Linked DNA regions of Mus musculus: all the other regions are linked to region 1. The links are chromatin loops, found by intact Hi-C in ENCODE. Cell type or tissue: left cerebral cortex. All regions are shown on one strand. Links, peaks and the distances in the headings refer to the core of each region. The heading gives the core; the rest is flanking DNA. Region 1 has its middle 76 kb from the start of Gm26055. Region 2 has its middle 320 kb from the start of Gm26055. Region 3 has its middle 620 kb from the start of Gm26055. Region 4 holds the start of Flrt2 (fibronectin leucine rich transmembrane protein 2).

The links. Peaks named below come from ENCODE experiments on the same cell type or tissue, not always from the same donor. Only the 100,000 strongest peaks of a DNase experiment are listed, where the experiment ranks them.
Region 2: a loop joins it to region 1, with 4 times the contacts of the local background. A loop is called at or near these places in 2 of 42 quality-filtered maps.
Region 3: it touches region 1 in a loop (5-fold over the local background); 2 of 42 quality-filtered maps call a loop at or near these places.
Region 4: it touches region 1 in a loop (5-fold over the local background); 2 of 42 quality-filtered maps call a loop at or near these places.

What each region holds. Positions count from the first base shown.
Region 1 is chr12:95,299,208-95,307,655 of GRCm38, reverse strand. No RefSeq gene overlaps it. Among named protein-coding and RNA genes, the nearest start is that of Gm26055, 76 kb to the left of the region's middle. In left cerebral cortex, for the core only: no CTCF peak of the experiment used is centred there; DNase peaks (open chromatin) are centred at 1,234, 1,632, 2,028 and 4,549; H3K27ac peaks cover 2,817 bases.
Region 2 is chr12:95,050,955-95,059,402 of GRCm38, reverse strand. No RefSeq gene overlaps it. Among named protein-coding and RNA genes, the nearest start is that of Gm26055, 320 kb to the left of the region's middle. In left cerebral cortex, for the core only: a CTCF peak has its summit at 4,281 (motif pointing right); DNase peaks (open chromatin) are centred at 2,328, 2,929, 4,316, 4,979 and 1 more place.
Region 3 is chr12:94,751,353-94,759,800 of GRCm38, reverse strand. It overlaps the pseudogene Gm18504. Among named protein-coding and RNA genes, the nearest start is that of Gm26055, 620 kb to the left of the region's middle. In left cerebral cortex, for the core only: no CTCF peak of the experiment used is centred there; a DNase peak (open chromatin) is centred at 3,839.
Region 4 is chr12:95,686,794-95,695,241 of GRCm38, reverse strand. It overlaps Flrt2 (fibronectin leucine rich transmembrane protein 2), which reads right to left and starts at 3,016. Exons shown (of 2, transcript NM_201518.4): 1 at 2,627-3,016. In left cerebral cortex, for the core only: CTCF peaks have their summits at 952 and 4,311; DNase peaks (open chromatin) are centred at 3,047, 4,299, 6,793, 7,577 and 4 more places; H3K4me3 peaks cover 3,934 bases; H3K27ac peaks cover 4,035 bases.

The DNA of each region.
Region 1 (8,448 bases), core at 168-8,167:
CCCCCAACTCCCCTACCCACCTACTCCCACTTTTTGGCCCTGGCATTCCCCTGTACTGGGGCATATAAAGTTTGCATGTCCAATGGGCCTCTCTTTCCAGTGATGGCCGACTAGGCCATCTTTTGATACATATGCAACTAGAGTCAAGAGCTCCGGGGTACTGGTTAGTTCATAATGTTGTTCCACCTATAGGGTTGCAGATCCCTATAGCTCCTTCGGTACTTTCTCTAGCTCCTCCATTGGGGGCCGTGTGATCCATCCAATAGCTGACTGTGAGCATCCACTTCTGTTTGCTGGGCCCCAGCATAGTTGGCATAGTCTCACAAGAGACAGCTATATCTGAGTCTTTTCAGCAAAATCTTGCTAGTGTGTGCAATGGTGTCAGCGTTTGGAAGCTGATTAAGCTGGATCCCCAGATATGGCAGTCTCTAGATGGTCCATCCTTTTGTCACAGCTCCAAATTTTGTCTCTGTAACTCCTTCCATGGGTGTTTTGTTCCCAATTCTAAGAAGGGGCAAAGTGTCCACACTTTGGTCTTCATTCTTCTTGAGTTTCATGCGTTTAGCAAATTATATCTTATATCTTGGATATCCTAAGTTCCTGGGCTAATATCCAATTAAAAAGAATGAATTTATGAAATTCCTAGGCAAATGGATGAAACTCCGGGTTTTAAAGATAAGCTCTCAATCTCAGGCCATCATTCAGCTTGTATATAACACACAGAGAGGAAGAGCTGGAATGGAGCTACAAGATAAGTTTCAATCCATTAAGTATGGTAATTCTTATTGAGAGAAAATGTTTTCAATATATAGTGTTGAATATTCGAGGTAGCAACTGGCATCTGGTGTGCAAGGAATGTACATGTTTCCTTGTACTAAACAATGAAGGGTAGGCCATACAGAATCATGTTAGGACTGTGGCTGTCCTGAAAGAGTAATCAAAGTTAAATGAAGTTTTGGAGAATTTTTTCCTAGGTGAAAGGAGGAAATGACACTACCCTGATCACTCTGCACTGGTGCGTGAAGCTCTCATCTTATGAAGCATGACCTTGGAAGCCTTTCAGTCAGGTTTCACTTCTGCAGAGCTTCAGGAATGGACCAGTACCAGCACCAGCTGATACAGGGGCTGAACTACAGAACAAAAAAAATCTTGAGATCTTTATCTGGAAGGACACATAGAGATGGATACAAAGAAAGTGTCTCGCTGCTAAAATGAGCTTGGGCTTGGAGCAACCATGTACTTTGTAGCATGGAGAGATCTGATGTGCAATTAGAGGAGATGAGATAAAGATGGACAAGCAGAAAGGAGAACTGGGCAGATGTCCTGGCCATGTTAATATGCCCACATAACTTACATGCAAACATTGATGAGATCTGGTCTCCAAAAATTAGTAATATGTTTTACATCACTTGTTTTAGTTTACTACTGAGTATGTCCATTTTATTTAAATTTATTTATTTATTTGTGCTTGTGTGTGTGTGTGTGTGCGTGCGCGCACACGCACATGCATGCACATGCCATATTATGTGTGGGTGTCTGAGGAGGTAAGAAGTGAGCAGTCGTGAATCACCAAACCCAGTGTGGATGCTAAAAATTCAGCTCAAATTTCCCGCAAAAGCCACACGTGTTAGCTGCTGACCCATCTCTCCAGCCTCCAGAACACTAACATTTTAAAGTTCTTGTTCTGCTTATATTATTTGTTAAAAATTGGCTCGTTGTAACTCTCAATCTGAACATCTCTGAAAAATCATAAAGGAGAATGCTCAAAATGTAGACTTAAAGATCTCCTGTACTGCCAGAGCCTCACACTTCTCTAGATAAAGTATCATTGAGCTCCACTGAGGGAAACAAAGCTGACTGCTGTTGAGTGTGAGTGTGTTGCAGCAGGACAGATCCATTGTTCCTCAGAGGTTTTTCTGGTGGGTCAAGGGTAAAAGTGACACAGGCCGTGAGATCTTAGATGAAGTCTGAGAGCAGCAGTGAAGTGCTGGAAAGGTATCTAGTGTGAAACAGAGCCCTGCACATTGGAGAGATATGATGAGAATTGGCCTCAAGAGCATCGGTATACTCCTCATTTTAAAAATAGTAGGTAGGATGATACATCTGAGAAAGATTTGAAATTCCAACTAAATTCAGCCAAAGCCTTGGAAGTGCCAGAGTGAGTCAGTAAGGGGAAAAAAATGCAGTATCAAACTATAAATGGAAGCATAAAGTACCTTGTTGGAAAATTAGTATTGCAGGAATTTTAAGTTGATCATCCAATTGACAGAAAATTCCACTTGCCCTCAAAAGATTCAGGATGTCGAAAATAAATGAGACTATTTGAGATTACTAATGTCTGAAGATCAAGTGAAATAAGAAAGTATTCTTACTGTTAATTTAGGCATTCACAGATTAGTTACGGGTAGGAGACTAGGATAGATTTTTTCAGCTTGATATAGTCTGTTTCAAACCCAAATTACATATGTTAATTCTGAACTATTTCTGGATCATCAGGTAATCTCACACAATAGAAATAGTGATCTTGAAGGATCTAGTGAGACTTTCTAATTTAGGTTTTAGAAAGATGCAAAAATTAATTTTATGTCAATGTACATATACTTGTTTGTTTATATTTTTAAGTATCTGAGGCAATATTTACCTTCATGGATGAAAGTTTGTATAGCATATTTCTAACTAAACTTTTTTCACATTATTTTAGATATTTTTTCATGGAGCCAAGGATATGATCATTTCTATAAAACACCAAAGAATATCTTCCACATGAATACCCTTTGTCAATGACTTGTGAACTTTCAAAGGCCAGATACTTGAAAAGTTTTTGCTAGACTGTGGTGCCATCTCTAACCTATTATGTAGAATGTGAAACAGTCACTTGTAAAGTAAAAACAGTTCCTTTCAAATCGGACAGGATACAGCAGAGAGGAGTTAAAACTTCAACGTTAGTTCACAAAAAACCATGCCTTAGTTTTATTTATGATTGTGTGATAAAATATTATGAGAAAAGAACTTAGCAGAGAGAGGGTTAATTTTAGCTTATAATTCCATATAGTACATCATAGCAGAGAAAACAAGGCAGTAAGGACATGTGGTAACTATTCACATCCAAAGTCCAGAGCAGAGAGAGAACAGACACAGGTCAAAGTTCTACTTGTAAGCTAGGACCCATCCCAGGTAATGCTGACACTCTGACTTAGGTTGGTTCTTCCTACACCAACTAATGTAGTCAAGACAATCCTCCCACAGATATGCTCACAATCTAGACATTATACAGGTAATTTAAATTTATTTTAACTTCACAATTAAAATTATTCTTTACAGCATGAATTCAACAAAACATGAGTCACTTTCTATATCTATAACATTAAAGTCATGAGTTCAATAGTCACTTTTCTAACTTACACAGGACATCTTACTCACTTTCTGTATCTATCACATTAAAGTCAAATTGTCTGTGTTGTCATTTTTATTATGAGTATTATTATTGTTCCTAAAACACTTCATATGTTTTATTAAACTATTATAAACGTACTTTATAAATGTAAGAAATAATGTAATAATACAATGTGTCCACAAATAGATAAATTATAATAACTAAATGAAGGAGACACATGTTAAATGGAACATGATATTGATGATTTATCTCCATAATTCTAATGGATTAGTGTCAGGATGGTAATTTGTTTGAAACAGTTGTAAAATGTTTGACTAGGCACTGTGGATAACCTGCAGTTCTTTGCTTTTGAAAATGTTTCTGAAGCAGGTGGGCAGAATAATTTAAGATTGTGAACTGTAGTGTAATTCATTGTTAGATTTATTCATAATGTATTACATAAAAGAACATCTAGGAATTTGAGGAATACACCATGAACATGACCTATCTATGAAAGCTTTCTAGAAAAGATTTGGTAGAGTGTAGACTTCATGGCAAGCAGAAAGCATCTAAAGAAGACGAACCTATGTAAGCAAACAGATCAGCATAGATCTATTATCCAAGGACCAAGGATCTGAAAGGCTTTTTAACAATAGAAGACTAAGGAACATTTAAGGTATGTTTTTCTAGGATTTAGCATTATATTGAATTCCAGGATTTATCATCTTACCAGAGCAGAGAAAAATATGAGATGAATTTCAATGCAATTACTAAAGTCAGCATATAATATCACATATAATTTTGAGTATATCTCTAAAATTCCATTGTAATCAGACAAGGGATGTATATCATTATTACGTAAGTTATGTAGCAACACAATAAGAAAACTGGCATAATATGGCAGATCAGTCTCAAGGACAATATGAAGTGTTTGTCTATCATACAATTTCTTCTTTGAAAGTCTAAGAAGTAAATTCTATTGGAGCTAAGATATTAATTTAGCTTTATCTACATAGGTAGCAAGGTTATAGAACTGAAACATCAATTATATTGCCAGTGATAAAACCTGAATATGGTTGATGGTAAAGAGGTCCACTCAGAATCATCAACAAAAATGCTTGGAAAAAAATCATTTTCTAACTAAACTAAAGTGGCTTATTTTGCTGAGACATGCAGAAGAGGACTTAAAATGGAGAGACATATCAAGTCCACAGATGGGAAACTGAATATGATAAACTAATTTTCCCTTTTTAGATTTTATGCAAATCTAGTAAAATCATAACATGGTGTTTTTGGACTTGACAATACAAATTTAGGACTTATTTAGAGAAATGTTGATTGAGAACTCAAGAGAACCATTTTTATGCATCATAACTAGGGCATACGTGACCACACAGCCATAAGTTACAAATATTTGCAATGAAATTATAAGTTTATCAGTACTTAAACAAAAATAGATAGACCAAATTAGCTATTTATAAAAGTAAAAAATAAATAAATAAATGAAATCATTACATAACAGCCAGGAAGTAGATAATGATAAGTCATTATTTATAAATAACACTTTTAAGGCTCTTGAAGTTTTTAATTAAACGTTCCAAATGTCACACATAAACATTGGCAAATTACATGGAACATGGAACCAATGCTATCAAAGTAACTGTGTCTAAGCTGGACTCAACAGCTGAAATAAGGCTGAGGAAAGACTGCTTAATCAGAAGTAACATAACAAAATGAGTTCTCTGCTCAAATTTAATAATTCTCTTGTTCTTCAGAAAGTACCAAAAATGCAAGTAGAAGTTAAAGAATAGAATTTCATTACAAAGAAATTGAAGAGCTAAAAGCCTGCGTGTTTAGAAAGATTAAAACGTAAAACATCGCAAAATAGGATCAACAGAATGGAAAACACTAATGAATTGCTACCCTTAATGAAAAGAAGACAGGTTAATATACTGAGGCTTTTGTTTTTATTTTGTTAAAAGACATAGAGAAGAATGGTTAGTCCATATAGTCTCAATTGTACTTATGTATCTACATATGTTCAACTCTGTGCATTTTTACCACAAGTGAAGGTCCATGCATACCCCATGCCAACAAAATACAGTTTCATCTGTCATCACAGAATCGCCTCATGTTGCCCTTCCACTCACACACCTACCTCATTCTTGTCCCTGTGCATCCATCTGTGGTTTATGGAAGCCTCTCATCTGATCTTCACTTGTATGATGCTTTCACATTAAGGCTGTTTGTTACACAAGAAACCTTCTCACATTTTAAGATTAGGGTTGTTTTTCCTATTACTTGTTCATGTATAATTCCCTTAAGAAACATGCAATTGTTGCATTAATAATAATTCATTTTTTACTGCTGGATGGTGTCCCATGGTGTAAAGATTCTGCTGTTCACTTAATTATTCATTGTTTGAAAAAAAAGTATCTGTGTTATATCCATTGTTGGCAGTCTGGGGATACTATGAGGGTTAATGGTGTTATAAACATTTCTTGCAGGTTTCAGTATGAACATAATTCTTTATTTCTCTGGGATAGAAGCCCAAGAATACAGAGCTGCCCAACTTTTTTTTTTAACTTTGCCTCCCAAATCCTTTAAGGAGACATTGAAAAATAATGACAGTAACTAAAATGTTTATTACAATTTTCCGAAGACATACAAAAATGAGTTTCTTTAATACAAACTGTATCATAATGTGGTATACAATCCTAAATATGTTCAGGATCTTAAGTGATGTTTAAAATAATGATTTTTCTATGTGATCAGTACCTATAGTAGGTAACAGAGTGATACTGGGATCTGAAGCCCTAGGTAGAAGATACTATAACAGTTTCAGTGTTACTATGCCTATATTCTCAATTCCTTACAGTATTCTAATGAATGGTGGACTTTACATTAAATAGGTTTATATAGTACATACATTTACATCTCAGTAATTTCTGAGATTAATCCATAGTTTGCCATACTGTGGTTTGCATATGGTTTATTCATTTTTATTATTTTTGTGGTTTTAAATCTGTGAAAATTTCACTACCTCTTCTACCTATCACTTCTAATGTTTAGGTATTAATTACAAATAATTCTACATATCATATATATCTCTATAAAGATACAGAAACACTTGTTCAGAATATCTATCGCACAGAAAAAAATGGGATTTCCTAGTTCAGAAGGCATGCATATACTCAACTTTAGGGGTCTTTGCCAAAGTTTTCTCAAGTATATATGCTAATTTATGTTCTCACTTGAAGGGTATGAGATCTCTGTTCACATATGCATCTCTATATTTTTCTACACAAAAATATAAAACTGTTTAAAACTTCCTTAATGTCACACAGCTAATGAGTTCTTGTTTTAAGCAAAAGTTTGTTAGGACCTTGTGACATAATTTTTATGTTAGAACATAGCATTGATTATTTGATGTCCATTAGTATTACCCAATGTACCTCCAACTTTCTCTGTAAATAAGAAGCTCATGTATTTTGTTACACTGGCATTTTTCTATTCAGTTTCCGTCATCCCAGAGTTCTGTCCATTTACTTCTGCTAAGATAACTTGGCATACTAAACTTGCTATATCAACCACATCAATGCATCTCATAGTTTATTTAACATTTTTTAGTCTTTTTCGGTAGCTTGTCATTAAGAGGATGTAACAATCTATAGTAGGATGTGTGTGTGTGTGTAATTAAGTTCATAAACTTGGACTTTAAAAGGGTATCCGAGATTTAACTCAGGTAAGAGATGAATTAAAGGAACAGGCAAAAATCTGAGAAACTTGGAGACATTCTGCATATCTATTACTGGAGTTGGAAGAGATGCTGAATCCAAACTACTGATCAAAGTTGAATTTAATTCTTCAATAGCTTTATGATTTATATATTTGCAAAGACATGGTATATAAAACTTTCAACCAAAAAAACCCATAAATTAAGAGATACCATTAATTTTCTAATAGTTTATTTTAAATGAGGTTTGAATAATAATGGAAAGTGGAATATCTGGCAGTAAGTCTTCTCAAACATAAGACTCAAAAGGGAAGGATTTTTTTTAACGCCATGAGAGGAAAATTTTCATTTGTGTTTACAAATGTCTCCTATATGCTGGTGGAGTGCTTTAAATGTTCAACAATTTCATAAAGGAATGGAAGAATTAAGCGGTAAATAAAGAAAGTTCTGAAAATAGTTTCTTCAGAAACCTTTGAGCATGGTTAATAAAATAGCATGGTCTGACCAACTTTGAGCACCAGTTAGGTGTATTGGATGATAATTCATAAAATTGTTTACAAAATGGAATCTATAGTGAAAATTGAAAGAATAATCAAAGGAATTAATATTTCTATTGTAATTTTATGGTCACATTTTTCTATAATATCAACATTATTCAACAAGTCAATTTACAAGAAGCAAACTGAAGTTAATCTTAGAATCAGATTAAGATCAAATATTGTACATCTAGATTATGGTATTCTTTGTGATGTATAAACTTTCCCATGGATTGTGTCTAGTGATAAGTTGTGTCAAACTTTCTTGTGACATGAAACCATATTACTTGATAATTTATACCTTTTTATTGGCCGCTATTAGCATGGTTAACATATTGCATTATTTCTATGTGACTGAATTTTAGTCATTAAGTTATACTTTTAAAAAGTAATAATAATTACATAATGAGACGATGCTAACTTTCTTAGTTATCAGAATGAGACAAATTTTACTAATGAAATGTCTATTACCCATTGCCCTGTAAAAAATTGGCTTTCTTTTTTAATGGTGCTATTTTTCTTGAAAAGTGTTTGCATACAATATATTCTGATCACATTTTCCCCTCCCCCAACTCCTCCCAGTTCTTCTCTACCTGCTTGCTCCACATGATTTTCTTCTCTCTCAATTTGGAAAATAAAAAGCAAAGAAATAACAAACAAATCACAATAATAATAAAAGATAAAAAAGTAAAAGAAATGTATATACATAACATAAATACATCCACAAATAATACTCCTAGAAATAGAAAATTGGAAATAACAATATACAAGCAAATAAGACAGTGAGATTAAAATAAAAAGCC
Region 2 (8,448 bases), core at 364-8,363, 250 kb after region 1:
ACCTCTCCTCCCAGTTCCTCTCTTACCTCCCCTCGCTCCCTGACTTTTATAATAAGGAGATCCTAGGGTTGTACTGTGACTATCGCTTTCTGTCACAGAGATGCTTATGGTGACATGTGACCAATGTTTAAGGCAGAGATTTATAGTACTTTGAATTCACATGAATTTCTCCTGTGAAACACAGGTTTTATATACCTTAGCAAATGCAATCATTTTCTGGCATGTCCAACATCAGAATTTAATATTCTCAAATTAAAATAACTCACTTTGATGTGGCTTAACTGTTATTGAATACAAGTCAACATTTTATTAACAGGCAGCTGTTTGAAAAATCTAAGGAGCCGAGGCTTCTGTTTTATTTGGCAGAAAGTTGTAGGTGTAAGGATCTTAAATCATCCCTAATACACTAGCTGAGAAGTCACCCACACACAGATTTCCACGATAAACACAGGGAAAGCAATCCCTTACCTTGTTGTGACACATGTTGCATCCTGCTTCAGTCTTTTACATTTTTTTAATCCATAAGGAAAGGCCAGACATGGGAGGAATAATAATACTCCTTAATTGAGTTACCTAGAGACTTATTTTGTTATGCTATTTAAATTTTATTAACTTGATTCCCTTTTATGGTTCCTATATAAAATGAAAGAATGCCTTTTTGCAGTTACCTAAAAATTTTCAGCCACAATTATCCTTAAAAATCAGTTTGAAATGCTTCTCCTCTCTTTATTGATCTTTTCCAATGTCGACCTCTTATTTTCCTTCCATGCACGAGAGAACAAACAGTACATGGCAAGTTATACATCTGTTCCTTAACAACACTGCATGTAAATTCAGGGCAGATTCTATGCCCGATTTATCATTTATCTGCAGCATCTGATTTAACTCGTAGCCTGGAGTAGCTACTTCCTAAGTGTTCTTTGAAGTTTTGCATGGACAGGCATGCTAATTGGTTGGTTTCTAATGCATCTATCTTCAGCGTACATCAGCTCCAATTGCATTGTATATCAGCTAACAATAAAAAGTACCTTTGAGAACCTTTCAGGAATGTTTTGTAATATGACCTCATCATTGTTGTTGTCAGCAATATACATAATATAATTGAATAATAATTATGTAATTAAACACACCATGACGGGGTGGCAGGTATTTGGCTAAAATGTTGTTTGTGTAACTAATTGTGTCACCCAAAAATACTGCAAGAGTAAGGAAATACAAATACTGCTTAGAGGATTCTTTTGTTCTTTTTTAAAGAGAAGATTCAAACAAATTTACCAAAATAAAGTTGTGTATTTTCATCATAGGAACACAGAATTAGAGTTTGGTCGGTATAGTAAATATTTTACATTTGTTTAAGTTTAATTTATGTAAATAAATTTATGTCTCTTTGTCATTATTTTAAAGCACTTGTAGATGAATGATATCTATGAGAAGTCCAAAGATGTCCATATCCTACCCTATGGATCTGGTAAATATGTTGTGTCACATGGAAAGAGGGAGGTTACAGATAGAAATTTTGTTAAATACCATCAGTTGGAAATAATACCTTGAATTTATCCAGAAAAATTAAACTTAGCTCACGATTTCTTCCAAGCAAAGCATCTCTCAAGGCGATATGAACATGGAGGTGTGGTCAGAGAGATGCCAGTTTGATGCCAGAGGGACTAAGCTCTAGATAAAAAAAAAAATGTCCATCTCTAGGGAACAGGGAAATTCGAGTTACGATTTCCATGATGATCTTATTGAAGGAACATGGCCCTGCCAATGTTGGCTTTGATCTAGTGTGACTTAAACTGGAACAATTGTAAGTCCCAGTGTTCCTAATAATTTGTAATAGGAGCAAAACAAAATTACCATACTATCTTATTGTCTTTGGGCTTGATGGTTCCCTGGCTTCACATTCAAATATGCTTTGTATTTTATTCCTGACTATCATATTTTGGGTCTGTTTAAAAGTGAGCTACATTCATACCAGAGGCTTCTGTTATCCAAATGTATGTATTTGATACACTTCAGTAAAACCTCTCAATTCACTGCTTGAGCAAACTCCTGTCCTTCCACACAATAGAAATCATTGCTTGCAAAGCTCATGCCATTTACTTCAGTTGAAATCTGAATGATGCAAAGCATGAGTAACAACATAATAGGACCCTCATCTTGTAATCTGGATAGATGTGTGCCATGCTTTGGAAATCAAATATTGTTCCCCTTGACGTTTTGACAAGTAATTTCGACAACAATATACATTTGGCTAACTCATGAATGTAGTACTTCCCGTCCCCCGGATAGTGCGGGGTTCGCACTATACTAAGAATGACAACAATTATAGAACTGACGAGCATCTGCCAAGTGAACAGATGGCCTTTCAGTTTAGAGGAACAATGGCAAGGAAAGAAAAAGCAGAGGGGTGTGGTGAAGGAGATGGTAGGGTGGGATTTAGAAAAAATTATCCCTCAATCTTAAACAACACTGACCAAATGCATGTTATAGTTTGCTATGGAAAAGTATGAAGAACCAGGAGAAAACTGCTGTTTACTAATGACCCTCATGTGATTTGTAAATCTTGTTGACCATGCACATGAGAGCCACAAGAATAGACTTATGTAATTGTAACATTCTTAGATACAGAAACAGCTAATTTAAGTGTAATCAATGGGAGGTTGAAGAGAGGTGACACTTTTTCCTTAAATAATCTCTGTGTGCATCTCTTTAAAAGAAATATATTTTATTTTGCGGGACAACAAGCAAAAATAATGAGAATTAGAACTCTACCCCTATGAATCTTAAAACATTTGTATAGATACTCTTTGTAAGAACAATGAGGTAACCGTCCTTGCTGACCATTTTGAGTAATTCTATTTTGATTGAGGGAGAAAACATGCCAAGTCCTGAAATGTGGGTACCTCCTTGCAAAGATCGCAGCTGCAGGGGTAGTGTGTATGTATGCTTGAATTGGCATGTACATTTTCATCCATATAAAGAAGGACCTACATTCTTGCTGTGAGGAATATATGTGACAATTGATTTATGTATGTTAGAATTTATAACTTCACAAAATATCCTCACACATTAAGAATCTCTGTGCATAAGCAATTTGTATGCATAGAAAATTGAAACTGACTTTTGGGTTATATTGAGTTTACAATCTGTACTATGATCCTTGCCTTATCAAAACAGCTCTTCAAGCCCTGCAGATATTTCATTTCTGTACTTGGTAGAATAAACAAGTGTATGCGTGTGTTCATATATGTATTTATTTTTACATATATGGGTGTGCACATGTCTGTGCATGTATGTGGGCATGAGTGTAGAGGTCCAGGGTGGTGTCAGGTACCTTTTTTGATTTTTCTTTCTATACTAAGACAAAAATCACTTTCTGAGTGAGCCTCACAAATTTAGCTAGTCTACCTAGCAAAACATCTCTGCTGATATACTGTCTCTCTCTCAGTGCCCTGGGATTATAGCTATGCTGCCAGGCCTACCAGTTATTTTTCATGGCTGTTGGTAATCTGAATATAGTTTCCCGGGATTTGATGACATTATGTACTGATTCATCCTCCATTGTATTGTATTGACAACACTTTTTACACCCAAATATCAATTTAGATGCCAAAAGATCAAATAATAATGACAGCTATTTCTTAGGCAAAGTATTTAATTTTTAATTTTTTTTCTTTCACTGAAGTCCCTCAAGAGACTTGAGACCCCGTGGGGTGAAAAGGCCTGGCAAGTGGTGGGAGGAATGGGAGCATCCTCTTTGAGACAGAGGTAGGGGGTTTAGGGGGTTGGAGAGAGAAGGAATGAAATGAGGAACTGTGGAAGGGCAGACCCAGACAGAGTAATGACTGGACTGTAAAAAATAAAAGTAATACAATTTTTTTCTTATATATCACCTTGTATAATATTCAATTAAAAATTGTTATCTAGATATGGGTTGCTATTTTTGCACCTTGTAAAGATGATAACATGTTCAAGGCCACAAAATTAATAATTGGGAAGTTATTGTTGAAGGCCACGTTTACATGATTCTATTTTCCTTAGGAACTGTCTTCAAATAAGAATGGTAATCCGAGGCAGTGATACTACACAAACAGTAAGATTTCAGTGACTGAGCACAGTCATCGGTTGTGAGGATGATAAGCTGGCGTTAAGTCTGAAGAGACATTCTATCTCAGAAGATGACACATAGAAACAAATGCCTTTGTTATAAAAGCTATGTTGTATTTATGTTGGACCTTATTAAGGTTCTGCCTCCAGAGGGAGAAAGACTACATGAAAGAACACCTACGGGATGTATTTATATCCCACCCCCACACTTATGATTGGATCAACACATTTCTGCTTTTACATCTTTACATAAAATGCAAGAATGTGGGTGCTAAAGGGAGGCTGGGTTTGCAGTGTAGCTGTTTGGTCAAAGATAAGCAGAGATTATATTGGATATCTAGGCATCTCTTTAATACATTCCTTACTGAATCTTATTGATATATTTGTGAATGGCAAGACATCTTCAGCCTGAATCTCCAGGGATTTGTTCAGAGGCTTTAGACTTTTGCCTCAGCCTCATCTGACCTACTCTAAGGGTTTGCAATAATCTTTTGTCCTATTCAACTCTGCCTGTAAAGATGGCTTGATTTGCTCATATGATTTAAAAGGTTCTTTATGAATCACGTGCTTACCTTTATATATTTATGTGTTCCAGATTTTTCTTTTTAATATTTACAAGTATTTATTATCATTATGTAGCCAGACTTTTGGCTTATGGACTCCCTTCTCTACCACCCTTCACCCTTCCAACCCTCCAATACTACATAGGAGAGAAAGAAGCCTAGAGGAGAAAGGAGGTGTGAATCTCATTAGACTACATCCAGCTGATTAGTGGTGTCAAGTTCCTTCCAGCAATGTTGATCCTGGTTATCAGATTATCTCCAACCAGCAATCAATAACCAGCAAGCAACAGCAGCAGCAGGAGCAGGGCAGCAGCAAGCCCAAGCCTCCCTCGGATCTAGGATCTTCTACACTTTCAAGAGTCTCCAGAGTTCCAAATGCCATGCACTTACAAGAATTATCTGCAGTTGGAAGAATCACATGCCTGCTAGAGCACAAGGTAGATCATGGTTGGCTGCTGTGGACAATCTGAAGCAGCTCCATATCCTACAGTTGGGATTAAAACAAAACATATTTTTATAACATTCATCTATTTAAAGACATCAAAATTCTCAACACAGATTTATATAAGAACTTACTGTTTTATTTAATGAGCTCTCTCTCTCTCTCTCTCTCTCTCTCTCTCTCTCTCTCTCTTTCTCTCTCTCTGTTTTTGTGTGTGTGTGTGTGCACGCGAGCACACACACACACAAATATTGTACACACGTGCAGAGAACAAAAGGCAACTTGCAATAGTCAGTTCTCTACTTTTAACATATGAATCCCAGGAAACAAACTAAATTCATCATGTTTAGGAACAAATCCTTTCATTTTTCTGAGTCATCTTGTCATCTCCCTTTTTACTGACTTCTTTTGCAGGGGATACTTAATTACCTTTTGTGTTTAATTTTCATTTGTTCAATGAGAGGTGTGGAAAATTAACAAATAAATGACAAGTTACCTTATAGCCATCGAGTCCCTTATAGCTGTAGACTGTACCCCAATGAGCACAGTCAATTGGAAAAAGTATTTTTATATTTTTCTTGCTGCTTTATTCACGTATCTCTATATTTCACATCAAAACTGAGTTCTGGCTTTTGGGTGTGGGGCAATCAATTCTTCTTGCTACTCTTGTGGTTAGAATGAGAGAGCTTCCCCACAGTCTTGGGCATTTGCCATTTGGGGTGGTTTAGTATGACTTTGGTGAAGGAGGCATGCCCCTGTAGATAGGCTTTGTGGGTTTAAATCACTAAGTCACTTTAATTTCATTTCACTTTGTGCTTGAGTTCAAAGATGGGTGCTCTTAGCTGCTTTTCCTGCTTGCATGCCTTCTGCTTTCTTCCACAGTGGACAGATGCCCATCATGCTGGAACTGTAAGCCCAAGTAAACTTTTCTGCATTTATCATAGTGTCTTTTGTTTTGGTTTGTTTGTTTGTTTGTGTTTTGTTGTTGTCCCCAGAAAATAACAATCTCCTTTAACAATGGGTCTTGAGTATTTTTCTCCACTATCTTTGGCTCTTTAAATTCTATACAATCTATATTTTCTACACTCCTATGGTTCCAATGAGAAAACTCCACAATTGTTTTGGCTCTTTGAGTCTGTTCTATGACAAACAGTATTTTACTAAAATGTGAAAAATACATATTATTACAATTTCTGTGACAATTTTAGATTCAGATAAGGGCTAATAACTATATTAGAGGGAAAGAGATTCCACGTGACTGTTCTAAGAGAAGCTGAGAGCTCACACCTTCACACAAAGTGTGACACAGAGACTAGCAATGACTTAAAGGTTAACCTCTCAAGGCCCATGCCCAGCAACATCTTTCCTTCAGAAAGGACACTAACCTAAGGGCCTAAACATTCTCCAATAACACCGCTGTCTAGGCAGCAAGTGTTAACATGACTGGGATTCTGGGTTCTCTGATCTCTGTTATCCTACTGTACCTCAATGAACCCATCAACATTCTTGCTAATGTAAACTCTGAGAGAAACCTGGTGTCAAGAATACAGTATTTACATTTTGATTACATAGTCGTATTTATTTTTTGAATGTAAGACTTGCTTCTGTTAATAATTTAATGATTTTCATCTTTGTAACACTTTTCAAAATAACAATCCTCTTACTATATTCCCAGTTTTAAAGATAAGAAAATTGAGTCTTATAAAAAAATATGTATTTTCCAAACTATGTAACTGGTAAGCTTGTCTTTCATAAGTTGAGCCTAAATCTTGTATTTTCCTAATACAACCATTAGGAATTAGTTCCATGTGTCTTAACTGGCTTCACTCCTCTAATAATGTGATGCACTGTTTTGTGCTACTTTGAAGTCTTATATGTATAATGGGACGTATGGAAAGGTATGTGAATCCCATAGTCCTTAGTATTTATTGACATTTTATTTCTTATAGCAGTGCATCTACACAGTCTGGTTTAGGGCTATTTCCTAATAAATTTACACTTCAATTTCTTCCCGAGATAGAAAAGCAAGGGTCTGTAGATGACTTACAATTTCTTCTTCCACTCATCCATTAATTTGCTGACTTATAATTTTCCCTTATTCCATAAACTTGCATTCTGTAAGCACTATGGCTGCACCAGAATAATGTGGCACAACTATTACTGTGATGAATGCCACAGTATTTCAAAGGCTAGACATAGAAATAGCTTGTTAGAGTCGGTGTAGTAGTGTCACTTCATATACATGCATAGTTTGTTTTAACAACACGAAATTGAGATACATTCTGTAGTTTTTGTGTTAGGAAGATTATAATTATTTTACAAATGGCTAAACATACTTTTATAGATTCTGTAGAATTTCATCACATAATATTTGGGAATAAATCAAATATACCCTGATCAAAAATAAAAAATGGCCAAGTATTTTGGATACTATTGAAAATATTTGTATTGGTTACTTTTGTATTGCTATGATAAAATGCCATGCCCAAAGCAACTTATAGAAGGGAGGGTTTATATGTGCCTATAGTTCAAGAGCACTAAAAAACAAACAAATGAACAAACAAACAAACAAAAAACAAAAACAAAAAAACATTTCTGAAGACCTGAGAGTTCACATATTGAAATTTTGTTCAACATTTTGCAGAAAAAAAAAAAAAACTTTTCAGGAGAGAGAGAAATGACAGAGTGGGGCATGGCACTGAACTTTGAATCTGCACATTTTCTTCAGCAAACTCATACCTCCTATACATACCCAGACAATGCCTCCAGCTGAAGACCAAACATTCAAATGCCCAAGGCATTTATCATTTAAACCACCAGAGAAGTTCAAATTTATAAATATAAATTTTACAGGTACTGTTAAATAGTCAGTCATTAGAAAAATCAGAAGCTTATGTAAATTTTTGGTTCCCATATTATGAAACCCAGAATAATTCTTACACACCAAGCAACACTTAAAACTGACTAAATTACTTTGTGGGTAAAAGGAAAAGCATGGAACCAGGGATCACAAAAGAGCAGTAGAAACAAAGTGCAGAGGCTAAATCTTAGAACCTTGACTATTTAGGACTGAAATCAATAAGCTAAATTAGTAAACAGATCCAAAAGCATGAGGCAATGAGACAAGCCAAATTGGATGTTTTAAAATTGAGAATGAGATGTGGTGATGAGAGAGGTTGGGATGGGATTGATAGTCTGTCGTTTTTAACTTGAGGCATTTGTGGATTAATCATCTTGGAAAACTATATTGAGTCTGAATAGGAATACACAAAAAGAAATGGAATTAAAGAATACATGAAGAATTGAAATTGAATTGAGCATCGTGGAAGACAGTAG
Region 3 (8,448 bases), core at 161-8,160, 550 kb after region 1:
CTCCATTCCAAAGTGAAAAGGAACAAAGGAAATAAGTAACATCAACAAACAGAAAGCAAACAAGTAAAAGCCCAATGAGAGAAAAAATTATTCTAAAACAGAACAAAAAAGTCCCAAGTATTCCATGGAGTTTGGTTTTTGTTGGTCAACTATCCCTCGGCTTGGGTGGTACAGTGGATTATATCTGATCTATATAATGACACTCCATTAGAGAAAATTAATGTTTTGTTTACCATTGTGTATCACTAGCAAGTAGCTTCATGGTTAGGTGTAGGGACCTGTATCTATCCTTCCTTCTCATTTCTGGGACCATGTCTGGCTTGAACATTTGCAAACCTTGTGCATGCTGTTCAATTAAAAAAAACAAACACTTTAATTTATTTTTTGAAAAAAATAGGTATAGATGAGTGAGTGTGTGTGTGTGTGTTTGTCTGTGTCTGTGTGTGTTTCTGTGTGTGAATAACGGGGGAAGACAGAGTATAAACAAGAGATAGCCAGGGAGATAATGGAGGCCAGAGGGACAATTAAAAGAAGTGCAGTGTATGCTGTATATATGTATGAAAATGTCATAAAGAAATCATCCCTTTTCTAATAATGATCAAGTTAAATAAAAACTGAAAATAAGTATTTTATCTATACAAATATATATGTAGAACACTTTATATCTTGAATTCATGTAAATTATAAAACACAAATTATAATTTATTTTCTTACTGCTACTTATCTTTTCCTATTATTTATTCCCTTGATAACCTGATCACAGCCTCTTTCTCCTCCCAGTCCCTCTATGTAAACTGTGCATCTCCCCACTTCTACCCCTTACATTTGAAAAGGTGGAGGCCCTCCCTGGGTTCCAACACATCCTGTTGCTTCAAGTCACAGAAGGACTAGGCATGGTTCTCTCTTACTGAAGCCAAACAAGGCAGACCAATTCGGGGAACAGGATTCACAGGCAGGCAACAGAATCAGGGTAAGCCCTGCTCCAGTTGTTAAGGAACACGCATGAAGACCAAGCTGTGCCTTCATTTGTGTAGAGAGCTTAGATACAGCCCTATTTTGGTGGTGGTTCAGTATTTGATTGGTGGATAAGTCTCTGAGAACCCCCCAAGGGTATGGGTTAGTTAACTCTGTTGGTCTTCTTTTGTAGTCTTTATCCTTTTCAGGTTCCTCAGTTATTTTCCCCAGCTCTTTCACAAGACTTTCAGAGCTCTGGCTAATGTTTGTGGTCTCTGCATCTGTTTAGGTCAGCTGCTGGGTGAAGCCTCTCAGAGGACAATTATGCTAGGCTCCTGTTTTTGAATCCAGGTGACAGATACAAATATAGCCTGATACACCAAAGTAGTTGAAGAAGGCAAGCCTGCCATGTGGCCCTCATGATCCTCTGAGGACAGCTCAGCATAATTCCACCTCCCGACCACCGCAAATTGGAAAGGGAATGATTCGGCATTCATTTATGTCTGTCTCACACAGGGCACTTGCAATTCCTGGCCAGCAATGACAAATATAGCTATCAACAGTGTCTTCACATGTTGCATCATTGTGACAAGGCCTTGACTAACAATGAACCATCAATGTCTCACACTGTATCCCTGTGAACCCACTCCCCATGCAGGCACAGTAGTAGTTGTCTCCTCCATCCATACAAAGACCTGCATGGAGATGTATCTGACTGGTACATTCATCAAAGTTGAGTCACGGTGGTCTTCAGTGAATTCATGTGCATAGTCAAAGTGTAATCTCCCCAAACATACTGACACATGGCACCATGTAGACACAGCTGGAACACACGTTCATCAATATCCAACTAACAGTTTCCACTAGAATACTCTTGCGGACAGACACATATGTTTCTTCCTATCTTATTAAGGCATACTGCCTCATTCATGCAGGGATCAGAAACACATTAATTCACTTCCAATTTGCAATGCTTGTCTTGGTATCCAGGCACACTGAAGCAGAAATAACCATTAGTTACAGCCTACTGCACAGCAACATTATGGTAAGATCAAGAACCACACTCATTATGATCGGTCTCACAGAATCTTCCAGCTTGTTCAACAGGGAAGATAGAGGCAGGGTGTTCAGAGTCTCTATGGTAGGAGCCTCAACATTGGCAGGTGTCTCCTCCAAAGGAGTTAGTGACAGTTTTACAGTTCAGTCCTCTGTTCCTAGGAGGACATTGGCACAAAAAGCCCCTATCTTCTGGGTGTTCAAACAAGTGGCAATTCTGTGGAATTCAGCAATACTAAATACCTAAGTTACATGTATAAATTCGAGGGCATGCTTCTGAAACCTAGCCTCTAAAACAGTACATTGCTGTGTGATTGTATCCCTAGGTACCTGAAGATAGACAAAATCTGTTCACAGGAAACTTAATTAGTACAGTCACTCTCCAGGGATAAAACAAATATAGCTAGGGTCAACCAGAGACAGAGGAATAGAAAATTTCTGAAATTTCATATTTTTAGAATAGTGCTGATTATAAAGATGTGTATATTTTAATCATGTACTCAAATTATAAACTTATTAAGTATTCCTTCCCCATACTTTTCCTTGGCTGACAAGATAAATAAATAAAATGTATAAGTTTTGTCCTATATAAGTAACTTTAATTTGATTATTTAAGTAATTGTATAACTTTCCTAAAATTTTTAACTTTTCTTCTTTTTTTGGGGGGGAGGGGGGTTGAGACAGGGTTTCTCTGTGTAGCCCTGGCTGTCCTGGAACTCACTTTGTAGACCAGGCTGGCCTTGAACTCAGAGATCCACCTGCCTCTTTAACTTTTCTTCTGAAGCTTTATATTAATGTTCTTTGAGAGATTAGAAAAGAGTAGATTAAGAGGAGAAAAAGACTACAAACTTATTGAGAGGCACCTGTCCATGGAAACCACAATAATATAAAGCTCAAAAATGTCTCTTAAATGTGTTTAGTTGCAGAGAGTAAAGTAGACTATGTAGATGCTTTAAAGTCACAGGAAGCAATTTTACAAGTTAAGAATATGTTCAAAGTGTAGACAAATTCTAGAATTGAGTTGCTTTGGCATTGGTATACCGTATTAGATTTTTAGTTTAGTCTTCTTTGGTTGATGAAATTTCAGTAAGAGGATTGGAGGTGATTGTGTTGTTTATGATCTCTGCCATCAATTAGCAAGGTGGGGTGACTTCAGAGAGTGTTTACTGGATTCGTTACCCCACTGGAGCTCTTGGTTTGACATCCCTTCCAGTGTGTGTTTTTGTATTTTTACTGATAAATTAGATTTATTTATTTATTTATTTATTTATTTATTTATTTATTTATTTATTTATACACCAGATTTTATTCCCCTCCCAGTCCATCCTCAAACTGTTCCAAATCTCATACATCCTCCCCACCCCCTGTCTCCACAAGGATGTACCAACCCCCCACCCTCACCCCAACAGACTGCTAAACTCCCTGGAGCCTCCAGTCTCTTGAGGGTTGGGTGCATCATCTCTGACTAAACCCATACCCAGAAGTTCAGCTGTTTATGTGTTGGGGGCCTCATATCAGCTGGTATATGTTGTCTGTTTGGTGGTCCAGTGTTTGAGAGATTTCGAGGGTCCAGGTTAATTGAGACTGCTGGTCCTCCTACTATGTTGTCCTCAGCTTCTTCCAGATTTTCCTTAATTCAACCACAGGGGTCAGCCTCTTTTGTCCATTGGTTGGGTTTTAAATGACTTCATTAACTTAACATTTTAACTGTCTAAAAGATAATTCATGGCATTTTTTTTTAAATAAGGTATGTTTCTTATTTAGATTGAAATCATCTCTCTCTCCACTCCTCCACTCCTCCTCCATATGTGTGCACATGTGTGTAGGCTTGTACTAGTGCACGCTATGATTCACATGGTATTTCAAGGAAAGATTTCATGAGTCACTTTTCTCAACCATATGGATACCAAAGATGGAACTCAAGATGTCGAATATTTCAGAATTTTCTATTTTTTTCTGAACCATCCTTTTTTCCACCTTAAATGACTTTGCTAAATTTTTTTATGAAGGGACATGATATATATATATATATATATTAGAGGAATGTAAAGATAATTTTGTACCTTACCGTTTCTTTAAAAGTAGAATACAAAATACAAATAGCCAACATTTTATTTTAACAGTAAAATTTCCTGCTCCCTATTGAATGCCTCCTCTTTTCCTCCCTTTTCTTCTTTACATGGAATCCAATTTTTGTTGTCTAACAATTATTGGGAGTGTGCCCTGCCCTGAAGTTTAGAGACTTACCAATGTCACACTATTAAAGAAAGCTGTCTATCCTAAAGTCTTCCATTTTCTAATAACTACTGAGCTATTGGTAGGATTCCATGCCCAAAGCACTACCTATACCCTACTGAGATATCACTATTGCTTGAGCTTGAATAGGTCTTGTTAATGCTCCTGTAATTGCTGTGGGTTCATGAGTTCTCTATATGAACAAAAATTTTGTGTGACTCTGGTTTTGGCAGAGCCATTCCTAGCATCAATATGACAACTTTAGAAATAATGCAGTCATGGGAATTCACTTCACTGGGTAAAATCCATAGCCATAGTTGATCAAGTTGTCAGACTTTTAGGAATCTAAACATGACACTGAAAATACTTCATATTATATTGAGCATTTATATAAGTAATTGCATGACCAAAATAAGAACCCCCCAGAATAAACCACACTAAATTAAATACTAAAAAATATTATTATAAATTTTGATGTAAATCATCCAGAAGGGATAATTAACTTGTATATAGTACAAATATAACCAAAGTGCTTTATTTAATTTTGTTCATTATTCTGCTTAATTAAAAAATAGAACATTATAGGTATGTCATTATATGAACTAATAAAAAATAGAAAAAACATCTATTGAGAACTAGTATAAAATAGAAAAAAAATTTATTGAGTACCTTGTCCATAGTCAATATTTACAATTGAGTAAGACTTTGTTATAAAATCTGAACCAGAATAAATCTATCAGAAAATAAATTGGTATAATATATACTTAAGACTGAAATGCTCTAAAAATGGATTAGCCAAAGCAAATGCAATCTTGAGCATATAGTATGACGTAAGGAGGGAGGTCTCGGGGTTTTCTCCATTGAACATAGTCATCTGCCCTAATCTTATTCAATTTCAACGTCTTGTTTCTTGTCTCTAGCTCTAGTTATGAAGTGAAGTTTATTCAGACACATTTGTTCTGCTCTCTGATTCATTTCTGCACATAGATCAGGATTTGGTATTTTAGTTTCTCAACATGCACAAGTAATTAATAGGAGAGTTAATGTAAATAAGCTTAGGAAATTCACCAAATAATATGATTTAATAATAAGGTAATATAATGGTCTTGATGCAAACAAATGAAATTTTATGCACAAAAATTTAAAAGAAAGAAATACAGAAACTTTCATGAATAAATTATAGAAATTTACTAAATTTCAAGATTATAAGTTATGTTTTACCCCTAGACTCAGAGTTATGCTTATTCCTCTTTGGAACAACACATTTCACAACACCTTCGTGAAACAGCTTCCAATGAAATTTCACCTAGAGTTCTTTTGTTTCGGGTTTTTGTTTGTTTGTTTGTTTACATTTTAGCTCTTGGAACTTATTTTAAGTTGATTTTTGTATACTCTGCAATCATCTAATTTGAATGTCATAATGAAACCCTTCATTGTATACAGAAAGTAACATAATTTGTAAGTGAGTGAAATGCTATAGCATTCCACAAACAAAGGGGTGATCTGGAAGTCTTAAGCAAGTGTCACAGACCAATGGAACAGAACACAGTTTCCAGAACAAAACAGCTACCAATGTTCAAGATAAATCCCAAAAGTATACAGACAACAAAGGGAAGGCTCTCTGATAAGTCCAAACTAGTTAAGCACATGCAGAAAACTGACACATGACATCTACCATTCACCTAGCACAAAAATTAACACAATTAACCAAAAATCTTGGCATAAATTCTATATTACTTTATTAGGGAAAGAAACCATTGATGATATACTTTTAGGCATTCTCATAGGATTTTTTTGATATTAGAATATAATTATATCATTCCCCTTTACTTCTTCAAAACCCACTCATGCCACGACCTATTTTCCTTTAGGTGCATGTATGCATGTATGTATGTATGTATGTATGTATGTATGTATGTATGTACTTGTAATATTTAACTAAGACCTATGCATTCTGTATGTCACTGATGTATGTGTTTCCAAGGCTGTCCATTTGGTACTTGATGTCTGCTTGGTGTGTTCTTCCTGGGAAAGTTCTCTTCTCTAAGCATTCCTTAGCAGCTTGTAGTTCTTTGTCTAGAGTTGAGGTGTCCTGAGCATTCCTCTCTCACATTACATGTCAATTAATGCCACCCTTGTATCTGAGTTACCATGTTGTTCACATTTCATGGATGTTGATTAGGATATTTATTTTCTTTTTAATTGGTTACTTTATTTATTTACATTTCAAATGTTATCCCCTCTTTCCAGTTTCCCCTCCACAAATACCCTATTCCATCCTTCCTCCCCCTACCTCTATGAGGGTGCTCCCCTATCTGCCTACCCACTCCTGTCTCAGCTCCCTAGCATTCCCCTACCCTGGTCATCAAGCCTCAAGAAGACCAAGGGTCTCCCTACCCAGTGATGCCCTATAAGACTCTCTGCTACATATATAGCTGGAGGTATGAGTCCCTCCATATTTACTCTTTAATTGGTGGTTTAGTTCCTGGGACCTTTTGGGTGCGGAGGAGGAGTCTGTTTGGTTGATGTTGTTGTTCTTCCTACAGTGTTGCAAACCCTTTCAGCTCCTTCAATCCTTGCCCTAACTTCTCCATTGTAGATCCCCATGCTCAGTCTGATATATGATTGCTTCTATCCACATCGGTATCAATTAGACTCTAGGGGAGCCTCTCAGGGATCAGCTATATCAGGCTCCTGTCAGCAAGCACTTCTTGGAATCAGCAATAGTATCTGGGTTTGGTCTCAGCAGATGGGATGGATCCCTTGGTAGGACAGTCTCTGGATGGCCTTTCCTTAAGTCTCTGCTCTACTCTTTGTCCCTGCTTTTCCATTTGACATGAGAAATTCCGGATTCTTATATTTGAGGTGGGTAGGCGGCCCCTTCCCTCAACTGGGGGCTGTGCCTATCCACTGGATATGGTCTCTACAGGTTCTATATCCCTTTTGTTGGGTATTTCAGCTATTATCCTCCCTATTGGATCATTGGAACCTCTTGGGTTCCTGGCATCTGGGACTCTCTAGTGGATACTCCCAGTTCCCCCTCCCTCACTGTTACATAACTCCTTTCAAATTCCTGAATCCATGTACTTCTCCCCTATGTCCTCCCATATCTGAACTGCTCCCCCTTTTCCCTCCTTTCCTCTATCCCTCCCAGATCTCTCTCTCCCTCTACTTCCCAATATTATTTTCTTTCTCCTTCTGAGTAGGACTGTATTTTCCACACTTTGGTATGGGCTTCTTTCTTCTTGGGTTTCATATGGCCTGTGAGTTGCATGCATTTCTAAGAAACACAACTCTTCAGGCAGTTTCAAATTATTCCAAAACTGGAAATTATACAAGATGTGGATAACACTACATCCGGAAAACTTCTAACCATTGAAGAAAACGGTAACAGAGTAAAGAGGCAACCTAGATAATGGATAAAAGAATGCCAACTGTTATATTTAAAAGAGCAAAATTCAAATACAGAAGCAGCTAAATAAATTAGACCAATTTCACTAACATAAAATCACTATCTTAAAAAATACTATTTAAAATGAAAAATGTGATCTGCTAACAAAAAATGAAATAAGAAAAAAAAAAAACCTCATTCTCCTCAGACCTTAACAAAATATGAGACAAAATTATGAAACTCTATCTCTGTAAGTTAGAGTGTCTATAGGCTCTTTATTTAGGCTCCCCATAAGATCCAACTGTCACATTTCAAAAAGACAGCATATTAAGCTGTCATAACACAGTCTCCCTGCCTATTTCTTCTTATTGTGGCACTGGCCACCAATGGTTAAGTAAGAAATCAACTTTGGTACCTAGAGATAGATGACCATATAAAGAAACTATAGCATGTATGCTCAAAGGAACATTGTAAAATCACAGGAATAGAATGCTATCATTTGCAATAAAACAGATGGAGGTAGAGGTCATCAGCAAATGAGACAAAGTACTATTAGAAAGCTCTTTCCCATGGAAATTAAAAAATTAAATTGACATGGGGTGGAGAGATGGCTCTTTATATACAGTGCTAGCTGCACAAGCACGAGAACCTAAGACCAGCTCCCAGCACCTACAGGAACCCTGGGAACCAGCAGGTCCTTGAGAAAGCCTGATAATCTGTGAAAAGCTCTTCCTGGGATTTTCTGCTAACAAGACCTGCTTCAGATTCAGTGAGAGTCTCTGAGTCAATGCCATAAGGTAAAGAGCAATAGA
Region 4 (8,448 bases), core at 247-8,246, 390 kb before region 1:
GGCTGGGCTCCTCGGGCGCCCCTCCTCTCCCTCGGTCCCTCGTGTTCTGGCGCGCTCCCCTCTTGGAGCCCTCTTTCTCAGCTCCCCTCCTCCCCTCCCACCCTTGCGGAGTCCCTCCCACTTCTCTGGTTTAAAGAATGCTTGGGAGGAGCCGCAGCAACTCTAAGCTTTCCAAGAGAAGTCAGATGGGGCTTTTAACCCTGTCCTCCCTGGAGAGAGTTAAGTGCACCCCGCTTTGCCAGGGATGCCAACTTGACCCAGCGCTGCTCCTCTCCCTCTCTCTAAGCTTCCTCAAGCGTCCTCCCTACACACCCGGAGCTTCTCTGAAAGATGAAAAATCCTTTCTCTAGTCCTCTGGATGTATGTCTACACCAGAGGAGCTATTAGACTCAGAAATGATCGAAACGTAACATGAGAGGGTAAAAATATAGCAAGTCTCTCAAACCAAAATGGCGTTATTTCACTCGCCGGCAACATTGGGGATGTGCTGCACCCCCAGTCTATCAAAGGTCCACTCAGCAAGCTTTCTTCCATAAACTTTAACTGTAGAAATTAGAGTGTGGCATCATATTTAGACACATCTACTTTCCCCCATTACCCTGCCTGCTCCTGGAAAGAGAGATGTTCCGTAGATGAGTTGTCTCCATAAATTACAATAGACAACTGACAATGACCGCTTCAAAGACTAACCAGCTCTACAGTTAGGACGTCCAATTGATACAGCTTTCTCACTTGCGAGTCTCTTTGCAAAGGTTAAAGGGTAATCTAAGAAATGGGAGACATGACTCTTTATTTGATCCACCCCCACCCCCTTTTGGCAAGGGGATGGTGGCCTGGTTTGCTCCCCCATTCATTGCTGTCCCCGTGTCTCCAGCAAGTTGTGGTCCTGTTTTAACTAGTCTGGAGACCGGCGGAATACTAACAGAAGGGGGAGGGGGAGCAAGCCGTCGCCTAGCGTTAGGCTGTAGAGGCGCACCGTGGGTAGGGCCCCGGGAAAAGCGATTTACAACTTGAAAGCTGGCCTGGACCAACTCCCTAGAGATGTCCTCTGCTCCGGGGGCTGAGAACTTTGGCAGGGGCGTTGGCTATAACGCGCTGGAGATGGTTTCCGGAGGAACCCCCGAGCGAGACCGCACTCCTTGTCCTCAGTTCAAAGTCTGAGTCACTTGGCAGCACTTCCCCAATTGTTTTTATTTCCTTGCAGTGCTGTTGTGTCTGCTACCTTCATGGATTTGAGCTCTTAAACCCTGGTAAGGCGACTTGGAGAAACGCCCGATTTGTCTCCCAAGCCACACAGGGATCCACCCAAACCCGCCGCGACTCGGGCATTCTCTCACATTGGCACACACCACTGGGGTTCAAGAGAGCTTGCCACCCTTCCCCGTGCTTTATATATACAAAGGAGGCTAGAAAACACATAGACATACCCTCGTCTGTCTTTTCTCCAAACTCAAAGTGTAACCTACAAATAACCAGGAGAGAATGGAGCTCCAATGGAGACTTTAATTTGAGAACAGATAGTGAGAGTCATCTTGGAAGCTTCCGAAGTAAAGTGCCAAGATAAGAGTGGTGATGTTGATAGCCTTCAGGAACAACTGCCCCTGGTCGCCCAAGGCGCCTGGCAGGCCACATGATTTATCCAAATAGCAAGTGTGGGACCAGCCCTTCCAAGACAGACTTAGCTAGCTGGGCTTCTTAATCATGGAAGAGATTACAAGAAAAAGTGACCACACTAGCTCTCAAAACTCCAGTAAGAGCCCTGGGCTGTTCAGCTCAGAGGAGGGCTTTTTCCAGGAGGCCAGAGTCTAGTGGAGGCTCTAGGGCAGCTGGATAGGTCCGTCCCCCTTACTACTCTGGGTATCTGCATTCAGCGCCTGAGGGCATAGAAGGACCTATCTCCGCAGCCCAGGCACTGGACGCAGGGAAAGTGGACTCCCCAGTATCGGGATCTCCTGGGGACTTTTCCATCCCTGACCAGTAAGGAAAGCACAATTACACCAGCTATGGAACTACCAGTTCTGGTGCAACAGCAGGGCAGGAAAGGTCCTTGGCTTGTAAAAATCACGAGCGATTGGAAAGAAAACGAACTAGCATCCCCAATTTAGTGGGGAATTGATCCCGGATTTCGGGCATAGGGCAGGTAGGGGCTTGAGATACTGAGGCTTGATAATAACACTTCTTGCATTCAACCCAGATGGGTATGGAGGGTTGTTACTTACCGGACTTAAGAGAAGCATTCTAAGGAAATGAAAGGCTGTTCTAAGCTTAGGGGATTTGGAAAACTCCATTTAGGATCGATGCTTTTGGCAGGTAGCAAATGAGCGATTTTACCCACAACTCGGTTACAAAACTCCCTAGAGGACTTGGAATCGACTTGAATGTAGAAGGCGCAGCCCCCCCCCCCCCCACACACACACACACATACACACCGGGTCCCCAAGTAGTCGGGGTAGATAGAAAAAGAATCCCATTTTCTTTGCGGATAAAAAGACAAAACATAGAACACCCACCTAGTGACCACCCACCACTTGTTCAAAAGGGAGTGGGGGTCCAAATAATGTGGTGGCCATGTAAAGAAAGCTAGGGCAGTCACTAGAAATTTCACCTGGCACAGCAATCCTTTTACCTGGCAGCCTTGTCTCCTTAGCTCATCCGAATCCAACCGGGTCCGGGAGGTGGAAAGGGAAGAAGCTAGAGCGGCAGTAGAGGGACTCCCCGGGCATGGTATTGTTTTAGGGGTCGCCGCCGAGGTCCCTCCTGCCCATCGTTGAGAACTGCCAGTCTGGTCCTGAGGTTCAGTGGACGCGGTGACCGGTTCTGCGCTGCTGCCTCCACGTTCTGGAAACTTGGGACAGAGGACCAGATAAGAGCGCACCTGGAAGCAGAGAGAGAAAGAGCTCTCTGCGTGTTTGAGAAGCACTGCCCTTGGTGTTATCTCCCAGCGCACATTCCTTGGTGGTGACAATGGATGACGCCAAACTCACAAGTGATGGCGACTGCTTTCAAATGTACAACTAACTGCAAGGTACCCGGCAAGACAGAAAGCTTTGCTCACCTCCCACTCCTTTCCCTCCCATCGAGGAGGGAACTGGCTTAACCCTGTGTTCACCCTACACTCCGGATAGAAGCTAGATTGCGCTGAGAAACCACAGACGCTGGCTTTCCGGGCAAAAGCTTTGTTCACGTGCAGTTCCAGTGGGCGTGTGGCTGTCTAGGGGCACTTGGGTGGCAAGGTGCCAGTGGCGCGCTTTCCGAGAGAGACTCGGAGATGGGAAGGAACCTAACGTTTCATCCGGACCAGACCCAGCCCTCACAATCTATTTTTTTTTTAACCTCCAGTTACCGGATTTATTGAAGTTGCCAGCAAAGTTGGCTTTTATTCCTTTACTTCTGTGTCCCCCGCCTCTCATATAATTTCCTTGCCCAGCTGCGCTTTGAAGACTTAGAAATCTCTGATCAAGCTCTAACTCTTAACAGAGTTTCAAGTGCAGTGCGAGAGGAATGGAGAAGGGGACCCACCCACTCCTGCCAAATTTAAATGAAACCGCAAGGAGAGTGGCCTCCCTCCTACCCATCAGAAGCTGGTGTCAACTAAATGACATCAGTTAAATAAGAAAGAGTAAAACACCTGAAGACCGGGTGGAAAAGAGACAAGAACGAAGTTGGTATGTGATTGGGTAAACGAGCCTAAAGAGAAAGGCATGAGTGGAATAAACATAGAGAGGGGGAAAAAAGAATACAAATGCAAAAATTAAAAATAGGGGAGCAGGGCTTGATATATATCAGGTTAGTTTTAAGGGCGATTTGACTAACAATGTCTCCTCAGCTCCCTTGGAACAGGTTAATTATATAATGAACAAATTCCGGCTTGGGTTTAGTGAACAGCTTTGCCTATACATTCAGAACTTCCAGAAAGTTAATTGAATAAGCAGAGAACCCGTCTTGTTGACCCAGAAAAGAAACTCAGGCCTGAGAAAACTGTTCTCTTCTGCTGTAGCTTTCTCTGTCAAATGAGCCCAGACACTGTGATCTGAGCACAAACGTACAACTGTTTTTCTCAGGCTCTATTCTTCAGTAGGAAGCTGTTAGACAGTGGAATAGGCATTGCTGAAAGGGGTTATTTTAAAAGGGAGAGCAAACCGCGCTTTACCACCGAATCGGTGCCTCCTCCGGACCCAATATACCCAACCCGATGTGAATGGCAGAAACTGCAAATGCCCATCTGAGCCCAGCAGTCCTGAGAGGCCTCTGGAGCTGCCTCAGACTTCAGCTTGAAGAATTCCGTTGTAAATCCTTCTGATTTGCCAAGGTGGCAGCAGAGCATAGCAATAGCTCCTTTGGTTCTTGAATCAGCAAAGCTCACAATTTAGGACATATGCATTTCCACCGTTCTTTAAATATCCATTCTTCTGTGCAGTTATGCATATGTGTCCCCAGAACCTATCATCCTCTATATCCTTCTTCTGAGAAGACAGTATATTAAGCTCATTCTTACAAACATATATTGGTTAACCAACAAGATGAAACCCTAAACAGGCTTGACATTGTGATTCATGCTACTGGAAACAGAATTAATCCAGAAAAGGAAGAGGGGGTGGTTATTAATAAATATAATTTCATTTTCCAGTAATGATGATTCAAAAGTATAATAAAGTAGTGCAATGAGCATATCCTCCTTTCTAAAAAGCTATGGGTGTTGTTGTTATTATTATTATCATGATTTTTATAAATGTAAGAAAATACTACTGGAAGTGTATGTAGAGAAGCAATGTGATAAGTCGTAAGTCTGACTGAAGAGTCAACTTAAGGAATGCATGGAAGTGAGGTCAGACAGAACAAAAGTCTTGTATTTGAAAAACAAAAAAACAAAAACAAGATAGCCAGAACATTTCTGAACAATAAAAAAGTTATTTTTGAAGGAATCACTTTCCCTGACTGCAAGCTGTACTGAAGAGCAATAGTGATTAAAAAAAGAAAAAGAAAAGAAAAGAAAAGAAAAGAAAAGAAAAGAAAAGAAAAGAAAAGAAAGAAAAGACAAGACAAAACCTTCATGGTATTGGTATAAATACAGACAGGTTGATCAATGAAATAGAATCGAAGACCCTGAAATAAACCCACACTCCTACAAAGCATACAGTAGAAAAAAAAAGCATCTTCAAGGAATGGCCTAGGTCCTTTATCCCTCCCTCCCTCCCTCCTTCCCTCCCTCCCTCCCTCCCTCCCTCCCTCCCTCCCTCCCTCCCTCCCCCCTCTCTCTTTCTTTCTTTCTTTCTTTCTTTCTTTCTTTCTTTCTTTCTTTCTCTCTTTTTTTGGAGAGCTTCAAACATGAGCATTGTTACCTACATCACTTGCACCATCTATGCCTCAAATTAACCTCATGTTCCTCCCTCTAAATCAGTGGTCTCATTAATCATTGTTACACACACACACACACACACACACACACACACACACACACACGGAGAGAGAGAGACAGAGAGACAGAGAGACAGAGAGACAGAGAGACAGAGAGACAGAGAGACAGAGAGACAGAGAGACAGAGAGACAGAGAGAGACAGAGACACAGACAGAGAGACAGACAGAGAGAGAGATGGAGAGACAGAGAGAGATCAATGTGTCCATTTAGCATAACTTCTATATCTATGCCTTAAGGTCTACCTATCATTACCTATCTGGGATTGAATATCCCATAAGACACCTGGTGGTTGGAAAAGCCTGATTCTCCTCTCATCAGCCACTTGTAAGTTTGGGACTATGTGAAATTTTCGTTGTCCACACAGGCGTGTCAACCGGCACTGGCATTACATAGATTTTGTCCAAGCAATCACATTATGAGTTTTCACGGGTACATTTGTCCTGTTATGCTTAAGGATTACTATCTAACATCAGGCCTCCCGAGATTCTTGATCTTCCAACTTTTCTGACTAAATTTCCATAATACTCTTGGAGCTGTTTGAGTGTAGATGTTGCACTGCAGGTGTTTCGGTTGTGACTGGACACCTGCCTTCCCTTATTCTCTGTATTTTGACAAGTTACCGACCTCTATAACAGTCTTCATCGGCTGCAAAAGAAGCTGCTTTGTTGAAGGGTAAGAGCTACAGTAACCTGTAAAGATAAGTATTTATAATATGCTTGGGAAGCATATACGTTTTGGAAAATGGCAGTACTAAATTCTTCTTCCTGGTTTATGATCTCTCCAGCATCTCCAGGTTTACAGTACCAGACATTAATTCCTTCCTATTGAGCAGGCCTTAAGTCCGATTGCACCATTGATGAGTGATATCTTGCCAATGCAGGCGTTTTTGGTGGCTGACATGAAATTATAGCTGGTAGGACTTACCTATTACCCCTCTCCCTCAGCAGTGTGCAGAGCATCATCTGGTATGATGAACACCTCCAGTATGTCTTTGAAAGATTGTTCCACACTCTCCCTTCTCTACTCAATTTGAATCAGTCTTCAACTAATCTGCATTAAAATAGTCTTTCTTTGATCTTCTTTGTGCTTCCCTTCTATTCCTACATCACATTCTTCACTTGTTCAAAACCTCAACTAATTTATGCAAACATAGCAGTCATTATACCCATGGCTTCTCGTCTCCCTCTGTCACATTTTCCCGAGAGAGTGCTGTTCATTTCAATTTTCCATAAAGTGATGTTTAACTATCTGCAGTTTGTCTCTCAACTAGACCTTAGCATCTCAAAGTATTATATTGGTTTCACGCTTCTATTTCAGTTGTACATAGTCCATCATGCTTCCCCTCACCAGATGCTCAAAGATGGTTTGATTTCACAAATAAGCCTTCTTTGCCAGGCATAGAAATGCACCCTTCCTTCTAAGGTAGGGACAATGGCAAGAAAATCCATGGCTAGCATGCAGTGCACAGATTGCTTTTCTTCTCTTTCACAAGTAAAAAAATACTACTAATCTATGAAATTATTTTGTCAGTGGGGCTGTTGTCCTGCCATCTGCAGCTCTGGGATACATTCCCTTCTGATTTGAAAACATTACACTGCAAAGATCCCCTCACAAACATCTGTAGAAAATGTTCAACTTGTAGCAGGCCTTTGATGAATAGATTTTGTGTCTACCCTGTCAAATTCTCAGTCTAGTGAAGTCCCAGAGACACATAATTACATGCTCATTACAGAAATAAAACAATTTTAGTATGTGCAAAGTGCTTTAGTGCTTTGAAAGACATTTCTCTAGGGAGAGGGCCTCATTCAAGTGATGGTGAAGATCTCTTGACAGTATACTGATTTTACAGGGACCTCTGTGGCATTATTTTATATCCAGCCTTCTGTGTATTGCGGCCCCAGCTACTGGAATCTCTGGTCTCATGAAAAAGCCCTTTAAACTAAGATTGGAAAGCCAGCCTATAAGTAATTGCTAGAACATCCATTTTCTTAGCCATGTTATTTTTTTTCCCATTTCTGTGTAGGTTACAAGATGATTATGCGTGAACAAAAACAGAAGGTACACACTGACAGGAAACAAAAGCACATTAAACCATGGAGATTTCCTCTTACATAAACCTGCCTTTTGGTCTGCAGTTGCTCTGTTCCAAAGGAAGGCTAGCAAAAACTTGATGTATATTCTTCAACTGCCGTAGGGGGAATAACTTGGAGACACACCTTTTAAAAAACAGAGTATAAAAAGAAACGCAAGATCTACCCAGGGACTTATTTAATCTTAGATGTTTCCATTATAGTAAATGGAATAGAGCTTCATATATCTAGCTGTGATTTTGATGAGCAGAGGCGGATCTTATAATCTGAGAAAGCGTATTTAATTGAATGTGTCTATGTTAGACTCTGAATTAAAACTGATATACGTCCTCTCAGTTTCTGTGTATTGACATACTAGAAAAATAAACTTAATTTCCTAGGAAGGCAGAGAATCCGTTTGCAAGGCTGACTTTTATTAGGAAAACAAACACATCTTCACTCTGGCTTGTTCGATTACAGATATTCCAAACTTGGAGTTAGAAGATCTTATTTCAAGTCTCCATCAGTGTATCGGGAAATCATTAAATGTTTCTCAGCCCCAGTCTCCTTGCTATCAAATAAATGTTAAACCAAGTCTACCACCCAGATGCCTGTGTAAAAGTCAACTCCACTGAGGTAGCCCAAACCTCAACCTAGGAAGAAATTGTCATTATGTATTTAAGGTGTTCTGCAAAGCATACTTCACCTCTTGACATATTCCACTCTAGATTGTTCAGTCCCACCTCACGGGATTTTAATTGTGTCTTGGTTCTCCAGTTGCTCATCACTTGGTTTTACCCAGCCTCTCTTAACTTACAATGCATAGAACCATAGAGCTCTTACAAAGTTACCTTTAACAGTCACTTTTTGGTACCACATTTTACTCGTGGAAGGAAACGCTCCTGGCCTCAGAGACTTTAATCTGTCAGTGTGTCATTTAAAACTGTCATATAGTTTGCTGAG